2 separate regions of the Homo sapiens genome follow, and region 2 is linked to region 1. The links are chromatin contacts, found by Hi-C or POLR2A ChIA-PET in ENCODE. All regions are on one chromosome and are shown on one strand. Each heading gives the region's core, a stretch centred on a gene start or an enhancer-like site at or near the end of the contact. The rest is flanking DNA. Distances are from core to core; before and after follow the strand shown. Region 1 has its middle 43 kb from the start of ODC1-DT. Region 2 overlaps NOL10 (nucleolar protein 10).

Region 1 (5,757 bases), core at 2,149-4,648:
AGCCTCTGGGGATTCATAAGGCCAGCAAAGCCCCCATTCAAACATTTAGGGTGGGCGCTGCATCCTGGGTCAGCACAGTTCGAAGCTGACCGTGGAGTAAAGAGAAGAGTGGGTGAAATCTCCAATAATGCACAGAATGCTGGGTTTCCAAAGAGAGAGGGATATTTATTGATTTATTTATTATTCTTAGTTTTGTTTTTTGAGATGGAGTCTCACTCTGTCGCCCAGACTGGAGTACTGTGGCGCAATGTTGGCTTACTGCAACCTTCACCTCCTGGGTTCAAGCGATTCTCCTGCCTCAGCATCCCGAGTAGCTGGGACTACAGGCATGCACCACCATGCCTGGCTAATTTTTTGTATTTTTAGTAGAGATGGGGTTTTACCATGTTGGCCAGGCTGGTCTTTGAATTCCTGACTTCAGGTGATCCACCTACCTTGGCCTCCTGAAGTGCTGGGATTACAGGCATGAGCCACTGAGCCCGGCTGAGAGAGGGATTTTTATTCCCGGGATCTGTCATAAGATCTGCCGTGTCATGGAGCAGTCAGCCTCAAGTGTACTCACAGGCAAAGTTCAGTGTTATCTAGATCCAGAACAAGGAAGTTGCCTTGTTCCACAAACATTAATAGAAGCCCTGGAATTACGCTCCAGAGGTGCAGAGCTGGCTGAGCCTGGGTCACTGCCTCAAATGAGTTCACAGTGTCCTGAGGGAAACAGACAGGGAAATGCCGCATCGGCATGCTGGGGCCAGGAGCAGTGGGTTACCTGAGGCCTGCATGGTGTCTGAAGGGATGGGGGAGCCCCAGGGGGCAGTCGTCTTCCCCCAACATCAAGGCCAGACTCAGAGCTCAGTGCTCAGGGGTTCTTGGCCCCACCCTGTAAGAGAGACATGGACAACAAGGAGCAAGTTCAGAGGAGCAGCTGGAGGCTGAGGGGCTTGTCCCCATGTCCTGCGTGTTCCCTCAGGGAACTACAGTTGTTTTGCTGGAAGGAAAAGGCTGGGAGTGGCAAGAGTGAAAGGGAGAACATTGCTGAAAGAAATTAAACAAGACTTAAATAAAGAGGAAGACACCCCATGCTTACGGATTGGAAGACTTAATTGTTAATCTGGCAATACTTCCTAAATTGATCTACAAATTCATTGTACTCTCTATCAAAATCAGGATGGCCCTTTTACAGAAATTGACCAAACTGATTCTGAAATTCATATGGAAATTCAAAGGCCTCAAAATAACCAACACAATATTGGTAAAGAAGAGCAAAGTTGGAGGACTCACAGTTCCCAATTTTAAAACCTACTACAAAGTGATTATAATCAAGACAGTCTGGTACTGGCTTAAATATAGGCATATAGATCAATGGAATAGAATTGAGAATCCAGAAATAAACTCATATGTGTATGAACAATTGATTTTCAACAAGACTGCCAAGACAACTTAATGGGGAAAAGAACAGTCTTCAAGAAATGTTGCTGAGGCAACTGAATAGCCACACACAAAAGAATGAAGTTGGACCCCTACCTCACACCATATTTTAAAAATTCAAAAAAAGATAAAAAATTTTTAAATGTTAGAGCTAAAACTATAAAACTCTTAGAAGAAAACTTAGGTATAAATCTATGTGATCTTAGATTAAGTGATAGCTTACATTTAAGATGTAATACTGGCCAGGCATGATGGCTCACACCTGTAATCCCAGCACTTTGGGAGGCCAAGGTGGGTGGATTGCCTGAGGTTAGGTGTTTGAGACCAGCCTGGCCAACATGGTGAAACCTCTCTCTACTAAAAATACAAAAATTAGCTGGGCGTGGTGGTGAACCCTTGTAATCCCAGCTACTGAGGAGGCTGAGGCAGGAGACAGGTGTGAGCCACTGCACTTGGCCAAAAATGCCATTCTTAAAAACACAGGTTCACACAAAAATGTGTACACAAACATCCACAGCAGCATTATTGATAATAGCCAAGATGTAAAAGCAACTCAAATGTCCATCAACTGATTAATGCATTAAAAAATGTGGTCGATCAATCCAATGGAATATTATTTGGCAATGAAAAGGAATGAAGTACTGATACTTGCTACAACATGGATAAACCTTGAAAATATTATGCTGAGCAAAAGAAGCCAGACACAAAAGGCCACATATTTTGTGATTCCATTTGTATGAAATGTCCAGAATAGGCAAATCTATAGACCAGGAGGTAGGTCACTGGTTTCCAGGAGCTGGGGTGGAGGTAGTGGTGAGGAGTTTCTTTTGGGGGCGATGAAAATATCTGGAATCACATCATGGTGATGGTTGCAGCACCTTGTGAATATATTCTAAAGCCATGGACCGGTACCCATTAAAAGCACTTTTATGGTATATAAATTATATCTCAATTGACAAGGACAGTGAGAGGGAGAAGCAGCAGCACTGGCTTTGTGTTGAAACACCTGGAGGACTGGCAGGTAGATGAGGAACCTGCGGCTCTGTAGGCTCCATCAAAACTCTTGGGTATGGAAAATCCTTCCTTAGAATAAGAAGCTGCTGGCTCGGCACGGTGGCTCACACCAGTAATCCCAGCACTTTGGGAGGCCAAGGTGGGTGGATTGCCTGAGGTCAGGAGTTTGATACCAGCCTGGCCAATATAGTGAAACCCCATCTCTACTAAAAATACAAAAAATTATCTGGGCATGATGGCAGGCACCTATAATCCCAGCTACTTAGGAGGCTGAGGCAGGAGAATCGCTTGAACCCAGGAGGTGGAGGTTGCAGTGAGCTGAGATCGTGCCATTGCACTCCAGCCTGGGCAACAAGAGGGAAGCTCTGTCTCAAAAAAAGAAAAAAAAAAAAAGCTGCTATGAGACAGCACTAGCTACTTCCAGTGGCAGTGAGTTCCACATCGCTGGGAGTATTTAACAAAGCAGAGATTGTGCCACTGCCCAGGAGAGCTACTGGAGAGATTGTTCACACACAGGCTTTGGAAGGCAGGATTGACTAGATGACTATGAGTCCTTTCTGACCCTAAAACCCTGTAATTTTACAATGGATTCAGAGACACACTCATGAGCGTATAGTAGGTGCTCAGTCAAGGATTTGCTGACCCAGCTGATCATGAATGATCCTCCTAGGCCTAAGTCTTGTGCCGCCTCCCAGGTGCCAAGCCCTTTAACCACAAGGAAGCAGGTGTCTCATCCCTGGCAACAACTCTGTCCATTAGGAGGCAAGCCTGCCTTTCCCTGGGCTGACATTTCCATACCCAAACATCAACAACCAAATATGAGAACTGGCCCTTGGAGAGCCTGGCCCTGCGTGGGAACCACCAGTCACAGTTCCAGGAGCCTCAGCGCTTCTCGCCCCCGGCCCTGTGCCACCTCTCCCCGGAAGCCTCTGCCTCAGCAGCCCCTACCCTTTGCATGCCTCACTGGCTGGCTATTTACACAACTTGGGCGATGACGCTGGGGCCAGGCTCATGCCGGGGCGGCAGCTTTCTGCATGCCACATCCTGGAGCGAGGGGAACCCCCCGAGAGGATGGTTACTCAACAGCACCTGTAAACCGTCCCACTGATTCACCCATAAGCCATCCAGGGAGGCAGTGAGGCTGAGCCAGCTTTGCTTTTGCAGAATGAGGGACTGTGCTGTGGACTCAAGCTGTCTCTAGAACACACACACGTCACAAATGAGACCCTTAGAGCTGGCTACAATCCAAAGTAGATGAGTCCAGCTTCTAACAGCGTGCAGGCTGCCACGGTGAGAGTCACGGAGACCGACCCTTGGCACAATAAGACTGTGGACTGAGGCCAGTGCCTGTGGACTGAGGCTGGTGCTGTCTAAGAGTCACCCTCCCTTCCGTACATGTGTACCTTACCACCACGCAATGGCCCTCCGTGAGTGGCCGTGCCCCCCGCTCAGCAATGACCTAGCAAGGAAACTGAGGCTCACAGAGGTGACGTGTCTGTTCTAAGTTCGTGAATGCCAACTTAGAATTGGTGGAGCTGGGAACAGAACCCAGGTCTTCGGACCTGATGTTGGCCACATGGGTGGGCCCCACAGTCAGGACAAGAGGGGTGGGGGCTCTGCAGAAGGATGGGGCTGTGGGTGGACAGCCAGGGCCTTTTCCAGACGTGGGCCATGGAAGTCCAGCAGCTGGATCAAAACCCCATGAGCTGAGCCTGCCCCTATGGATCACAGGTCACAGACATGTCTTCGGAAGCCAGTCGGGGAGGCCAGGGCTGGGGCGGGCCAGGACCAATCCACACCAGAGGCACAACAGCAGTTCCCAAGGAAGAGCAGTCGAGGGCAAGGGCCAGCCAGGCTGGGGTAAAACCCCACCAGGGTTGCATCCACTTAGCTGCTGGGGAAGGGGCCCAACTGGCCACAGAGCCTTGCAGGTGGGCCAGGTGAGGGGCAGGCCGCAGGAGGGAGCTGCTTCCCCACCTGGGAGCCCAGCACTGGCGTTCCCTGCTTGTCCCACATCTGCGTCATCAGTCACCGTGGTTAACAAGGCTCCCCGTGCCTGCCACATGCCGGTCACGGAAGGGCAAGAGGGATGGGATTTGCCCACTGTCCTCCAGAGGGGTTTCCTCTGGGTGCAGAGTTAGGCAAAGTCAGCCTCCCCGCTATGGGTGGGGATATTCCCTCCCTGCTTCCTTCCTTCTTTCCCTCCCTCCCTCTCCCTCCCTCCCTCTCCCTCCCTCCCTCTCTCTCTCCCTCCTTCCCTCCCTCCTTCCTTCCCTCCCTCCCTCCCTCCTTCCTTCCTTCTTTCCTTCCTTCCTTCTCTCCCTCCATCCCTCCTTCCCTCACTTCCGCCCTCCTTCCTCCCTTCCTTCTTTTCTTCCTTCTGTCCTTTAGAGTATTATCCTTCTGCGTGTCTTGACCACAATTTCTTACCCATCTGTCTGTTGATGGGCATTTAGGTTGTTTCTAGTTGGGGCTACTGCAAATAAAACTTCTGGGAACATCCGTGTACCAGTCTTTGCATGGACATAAGCTTTCATGTCTTGGTAAACACTCGGGAGTGGAATGTGGCTGGGTTATAGGCCAGGTGTAGATTGGACCTGACTGTTCTCCAGAGCGGTTATACCTCTCCACACCCGCCAGCAGCGGCTGAGGGCTCCAGTTGCTCTCCATCCTCACCTACACTTGATATGCTCGGCCCTTTGAAGCTGAGTGTGCTTCTGTTTCAGTCACTCCCTGCACACTCTGAGGAAGCCGTCTTACCCTGTGCTGCACGTGAAGATGCGGAGTCTTCGTTTGCTCATCCTGCACAAGCCACCGGGGATCCCCGCACTCCCAGACCCTCCAGCTCCTGCTCACAGCCCACTCCTCAGTGCTTTGCCCTTTCCTATATCTTATCTTCTCATCGGCTTTACCCCTCTGCCGGTAAACTCAGCCCATCCTAAATAAGCCCTCCCTGGGCAGCACCTCCGGCGATGGCTCTGCTGCCAGATCTGCTGAGCAAACGCCCTGTGCCCCGGCCCCATCCTGCAGGCACGCCCGCCTCCTGACCCTCTCTTCCATGCTGCTTCCACGGTGTGGCTCTCCCCTTCCCATCCCACCCCCCTTTATGATGGGGTGCCGTTGACTGCCCTCTGTTCCTCTGTCAAGGTTCTTCTTGAATGACCCACTTGCTCCCCGGCTGTCACCTCCACGTTCACAACCCGAACCCCCATTTCCAGCCATGGCTGAACCTTGCACATCAGCCTCCTGGAAAGTCCTGACAGCAGGTCCCCGGGAGCTTTGCTTTCAGCCCTTCAGCCTTGGGGGTGCATCCTACATTTT
Region 2 (5,757 bases), core at 1,298-3,797, 160 kb after region 1:
GCCCCAACCTCAGCTCCACCTGATTTACTCACTTACCTACTTAACCGAGACCCTGGTGTAGGTCATTTCAATACCCTAACTAGGACCCAGCATCCTCAGCTGCAATCTATTCCTGAACTCACCAGAATTTCACTTTACTCCCATGATTATAATAAAATTCTCTCAACTATTACAGATGAAATGCAAATTATAAAGTCCAGGGTTTCTCATCTTTCTTGGGAGAGCAGTGTGCAATTAGAAACAGCATGGGCAGCTGGGCGCAGTGGCTCACGCCTGTAATCCCAGCACTTAGGGAGGCTGAGGCGGGCAGATCACGAGGTCAGGAGTTCGAGACCAGCCTGACCAACATGGTGAAACCCTGTCTCTACTAAAAATACAAATATTAGCCGGGCGTGGTGGCGGGCACCTGTAATCCCAGCTACTCAGGAGGCTGAGGCAGGAGAATCGCTTGAATCCGGGAGGGGGAGGTTGAAGTGAGCTGAGATTGCGCCACTGCACTCCAGCCTGGGGGACAGAGGGAGACTCTGTCTCAAAAAAAAAAAAGAAAAAAAAGAAAAAAGAAAAAACAGCATGGGCACCAGAAACAGGAAGGCTGGGTTCTAAATGAGGCTCTGCCACACACCAGCTGGGTGACCAACCCTGAATGAATTACCCAATTTTTCTGACCCCTTAAGAGGTAAGAAAAAAACAGAAAGAAAGAAAAAAGAAAAAAAAAAGCCATGGACCACTGACTACACAGTTATAAAATATTAAATAAGTTTGTATTACAGCATCCATCATCCAGATTGATAACAGCAGCATGCAATCAATCTTAGTTCTTTCCTTCCTGCCCCAACTTCTGTAATCCTTAGTAGTTGCTAAGCAGTGCCCACTGAATCTCTTCCATACTTCAAAAACCGTGGGGCCTGGCACTGTCGTTCTGTCCATTCCCATCCGGTTTCTCAGCTGGCTCCTCCCCCTCATTCTCCCAAATGAACCAGCTCCTGCTCACTTCTTATCTCACTCCCAGCTTTCCCTATCAGTAATCTCATTCATTCCCACCACTTCTGGGATAATCGCAAAACTTTCTATCTACAGACCTGCTTACCCCAAGACCACATTTTCTACTGGACGCCAGACACGCCCCCCAAGCACAAGTCTGCGGATCGGTTCAGGGCTTGCCGCCTAAGAATCCACCGGGAAGTGTGTTAAAAACACACGTTTCTGGCCAGGCGCGGCGGCTCACATCTGTAATCTCAGCATTTTGGGAAGTGGAGGCAGGCGGATCACTTGAGGTCAGGAGTTTAAGACCAGCCTGGCCAACATGGCGGAACCCCGTTTCTACTAAAAATACAAAAATCAGCCAGGCGTGGTGGTGCGTGCCTGTAGTCCCATCTACTCAGGAGGCTGAGGCATGAGAATCGCTTGAACCCAGGAGAAGAGGTTGCAATGAGCAGAGATTGTGCCACTGCGCTCCAGCCTGGGTGACAGAGCGAGACTCCAACTCAAAAAAAAAAAAAAAACCACACATTTCTAAGCCCTTTCCATAGACACTATGAGTGAGTACACCTAGTATAAGGTCAAGGGAGCTGTACCTTTAAAGCTGTGCAGATGATTTTGATGGGAAGCCAGATAGTGCCAGATACTGCCACTGTCCTGTCACCTCCTAATCCTCACACGTTAGAAAAAGAAGCCATAATCTTTCCAAACTTGCTCTCTCACCTGTGCTCCCCATCTCAGCTCAGAATATCAGTTACTTCCAAGGCACTTTTGTCCAAAACCAATCTACCCTTTGCACAGTGGGTAGACCTGCCTCTGAAAGCACAGTCGGAACAAGTCCTCTCTGACAGCACACGGAGCCCAAGACATTTAGCACATCATGCCCAACCCTCTACCACCCACCACTCTCTGCCTCCCACTTCAGCCTTCCCAGAGCCACCACAGCTCAGGCACAGGACACTCCTCCCCACCCCAACCGAGCCCTCTGTGCCCATCCTTTTTGGTCATCTTGGACTGCTCTCCCATGAGAATCACCTCAGCCCCCCAACTCCACCTAACCAAATCTCACTCGGCACTCCAGCTCAACGCAAAGCAAAATCTTCTCACTGCTCCGCTCTCGGTGGTCACAGGGTAAAAGCTCTCTCTCTCCAGCAAGCTGTCAAAGTACTCTTTGCACAAATGTGATAGGAGTTCTCACGCTCTGCCTTACTTCTCTCTATCAAGATGATCTGGGTACCTCTGCCCTCAGAGTAGAAACTATTCTCATTTTTCTCCCATACTCTGAAATTCTTCACAGATTTGCCTTGAATGCACTGTTAAATTTTGAAACCTAACATGTAAATTGCTGAATAGCATACAACTTAGAATTTACAAAACCTATGGCTTCATGAGCCATCTGTGTATTATCAGGCAATCTAGCTTTCTCCAAATCTCTACCCTCAATTTCCACACACTATTACTAATCACATAAAAGAGCTAAAGAGCACACTAAAATAGCACTTCACCTGCCTCCTACCTGTATGCTGTTACCACGTTCCACTAATAGCTGGGCGGGCTGAGCACTGAGTCATTAAGAGTGCCATTTTCTGAATCATCCACACCACTTCCTGCTCTTAATTCTTCTAAGTAAGTTAAATATCCAAGAATTGTGCTGACAAAGCCAAATTCTATCTTAAGAAATAAAATGGGTTTAAAACCTAAAAAAGTATAGCCTTTTTATTTGTCTCACTGAACGTTCACTACAGAATGCATCTTTTTATTTGTCTCACTGAACGTTCACTACAGAATGCATACCTGAGTTGGGGTAGAGACAAACATCATTAAGGTCATGCTCTGGCTCCAAGGAAGTAAATATTTTTCCCTAAAAATAGCAAGCAAAAACGAAGTATTAAAAGTTAAAGAACAACAACTTTGGCAATGTCAAACTGAAGCTGTAACTCAACCATCTACTCCTATGTAAAGAAATAAAATAGCCTACTTCAAATACAAAATTTAAATTCTTAAAAATCTTAGAGAATTTATCTTATCAATTTATCAAAAAATCCCATTTTATAGATGAAGAAACAGGCCTAAGGAGAAGAAGTGACCTGTCCAAAAAAAAGAAAAATTACAACATTTTAAAGATAATGTCAACATGGCAAGAAAAGATGAAGTTTGAATTATGCATCAACTTTAAAAAAAAATCTCTCATAATCTGTGAAGTGTACCCAGCTTAACTTGTATTGAAAGAAATCGGAAGACAGCTGGGAGCAGTGGCTCACACCTGTAATACCAGCACTTTGGGAGGCTGAGGCGTGGAGATGACTTGAGGTCAGGAGTTTAAGACCAGCCTGACCAACATGGTGAAACTCCGACTCTACTAAAAACACAAAAATTAGCCGGGCATCGTGGCCTGCAACTGTAATCCCAGCTACTAGGGAGGCTGAGGCAAAACTGCTTGAACCCAGGAGGCGGAGGTTATAGTCAGCCAAGATAGCACCACTGCACTCCAGCCTGGGGCGACAGAGTGAGATTCTGCCCAAAAAAAAAAAGAAAGAAAGGAAGAAAAGAAAGGAAGGAAGGAAGAAAGGAAAGAAAAGAAGGGAAAGAAGGGAAGAAAAGAAAAAGGAAAGGAAAGGAAAGGAAAAAAGAAAAGAAAACAAACCAATCAGAGGAGAGAGATGGCCAGCATGGAAAATGAGGACAACACTGCCATGCCTGCACCGCAAGGTTTCGAGGAGGATCAAGTGAGACAATGGATATGAAATACAAAATGAAATCCTACAAATACTTAAGTGTTAGTTACTATGTAGTTAGGGCTAAACCATTTCTATTTTAACTGTTGGGGAAAAGTGTTTTATCTTTTAAAAATTAAGAGAAGGAAAGTAAAAGAAAAAGATGCTAAGAAGGTGGGTGTGGAAAAAGGTGATGAGAAAGATAAACAAGGTAAGCAAGTCAGGCAAAACCAAGTAACGTGGGTGTTAGTCAAGAGGAAGTCTTTAGTCATAAGAAACAAAAAAAATGCCAAAATAAAATTTACTGTAGCAATTACAGTGTGATGATTTCAAGAAGTGATGTTGAAAATTTCTGCCAGCTCTTGCATTTGTAACTCATTATGCAAAGTCTGACACTAGGATGGACTAAGTGCCCACGGCGAAAAAGAGCAGTGTTAGAGCACAGACAAGATGGTTTGTGTCCGATGAAGAACACGGCCAAGTCCTAACCCAAGACTAACAGTGAAATTCACACAGCTACCTGCTGTTCTTCTCAAGTTCCCACTGAAAGAGGAAGGAAAAGAGGGGAAACCAGGAAGCAAAGGGAAAGGAATTATAATGGCACGGAACAACAATGACAAAAAGGTGTCAAAGGTGATAATAATCCACATGATGGAAACTATGCAGAAGTTAAAGGGTCTGGAAAGATACATCCAGATTGCTAACAGTCTTTCCCTTTGGTTGGATGAAAGCCAGGTCAAGGATAAATAACTTCTACTTTACCAGTGTTTTATGAATTTTTAAGAATAAAAACATATGCATTTGTAGTATTAAAAATAAATATTGTTTTAACATCAATTAGTTTGAATTGCCAGAAAAAGAGCAGAGAAAGTTCTGGTCTAAGATCATGAATCTTCCTTAAAAAAGCCCTCAAAATCCTTCAAACTCAAAGCCAACAAAGCAGACAGCATAGACACTTCCTGGGCAATCATCAGGGCAATTCTTCCAAGAATTTAGAAAGACTGAAAGCCTGTCTTTTCTTTATGTTCTTCTCTGTAACATAAACAAAGTCACCAGAACCTATGAATTAGGTGAGGGCCTCAGGGATGTAGAACACAGCTCTGGTCTCCAGGACAGATCCAGAGAAAAAAGGAAAAGAAGCCAAGTAAGACCCATACTTCAGGAATTAACAAAATGAAATTTAAAAAACCAAAGTAACAGCCCAGAAAGCCAGAGACTCAACAGGCAGCTGAACTGTGAGGGGCTGTCTGCAGCGTGTGTGCCTGGGCACAGGCAGCCCCCACGGAATAGACGGGCACTTGCGCTTAGGCACGAACTGCTCAGGCTGGTGGGCCGTCCACCCGACTTCATCACAAATGGGAATTTTTTAAAAGTGATCTGTTTTTAAACTAAAAATGCTAAGTTTCTAATGAATTAAATGCAAAGAACTCTTAAAAACATAGCTATACTGAATGCATTTTTCCCATTTATTTGATCAACTCTTTACTATTCTCTCAAAATACTTAGGTTTTAAAATGAAAAATGAAAAGCAGAAGACAGATTAAAACCAGCAATATAGGATTTTGTTACATTTCAAATGACATTTAGAGCTGAGGAGAAGGACCATCAAAATATTCTTAAGAAATATAGCTTTTAAGGCCAGGTGAGGTGGCTCACGCCTGTAATCCCAGCACTTCAGGAGGTCGAGGCAGGCGGATCATTTGAGGCCAGGAGTTCAAGACCAGACTGGCCAACATGATGAAACCCCATCGCTACTAAAAATACAAAAATTAGCTGGGCATGGTGACATGCACCTGTAATCACAGCTACTCTGAGGCTAAGGCACGAGAATTGCTTGAAACTGGGAGGCGGAGGTTACAGTGAGCTGAGATCATGGCACTGCACTCCAGCCTGGGCGACAGAGCAAACTCTCTCAAAAAAAAAAAATCAAATAGGAAAAGTATGAATTTGAGATATGTAATAATACCAACATGCATGGAAGGATAATTAGTAGCTCTGAAGACTTTTCCTACACCTGTGAGGGAATCTCAATATCTAGGGGGTTTCTCGGGTCATAGATCAACTT

What was found. A loop is a pair of places that touch in the nucleus more often than their neighbours do. ChIA-PET counts read pairs that join two places held with the same protein, here RNA polymerase II (POLR2A). Pooled maps may share reads with other maps.
Region 2: a loop to region 1 is called in a pooled map, with 9 times the contacts of the local background. The contact joins two enhancer-like sites. A Hi-C loop is called at or near these places in 4 of 168 maps with a recorded cell type or tissue (Caki2, PC-3, endothelial cell of hepatic sinusoid and 1 more) and 8 of 50 pooled maps. POLR2A ChIA-PET finds 5 or more read pairs at or near these places in 3 of 52 experiments (WTC11, activated CD8-positive, alpha-beta memory T cell and activated naive CD8-positive, alpha-beta T cell).

The regions. Positions count from the first base shown.
Region 1 is chr2:10,490,338-10,496,094 of GRCh38, forward strand. No RefSeq gene overlaps it. Among named protein-coding and RNA genes, the nearest start is that of ODC1-DT, 43 kb to the left of the region's middle. RefSeq lists enhancers at 3,125-3,184, 3,205-3,254, 3,265-3,374, 3,425-3,564. Within about 2 kb of position 3,399, at least 8 of the 41 ENCODE cell types and tissues checked have a DNase peak (open chromatin) inside an H3K27ac peak, as active enhancers do; they include PC-3, where a contact is called at or near this core.
Region 2 is chr2:10,651,709-10,657,465 of GRCh38, forward strand. It overlaps NOL10 (nucleolar protein 10), which reads right to left. Exons shown (of 21, transcript NM_024894.4): 12 at 2,773-2,839. Among named protein-coding and RNA genes, the nearest start is that of NOL10, 35 kb to the right of the region's middle. RefSeq lists an enhancer at 2,248-3,447. Within about 2 kb of position 2,548, at least 3 of the 41 ENCODE cell types and tissues checked have a DNase peak (open chromatin) inside an H3K27ac peak, as active enhancers do; they include PC-3, where a contact is called at or near this core.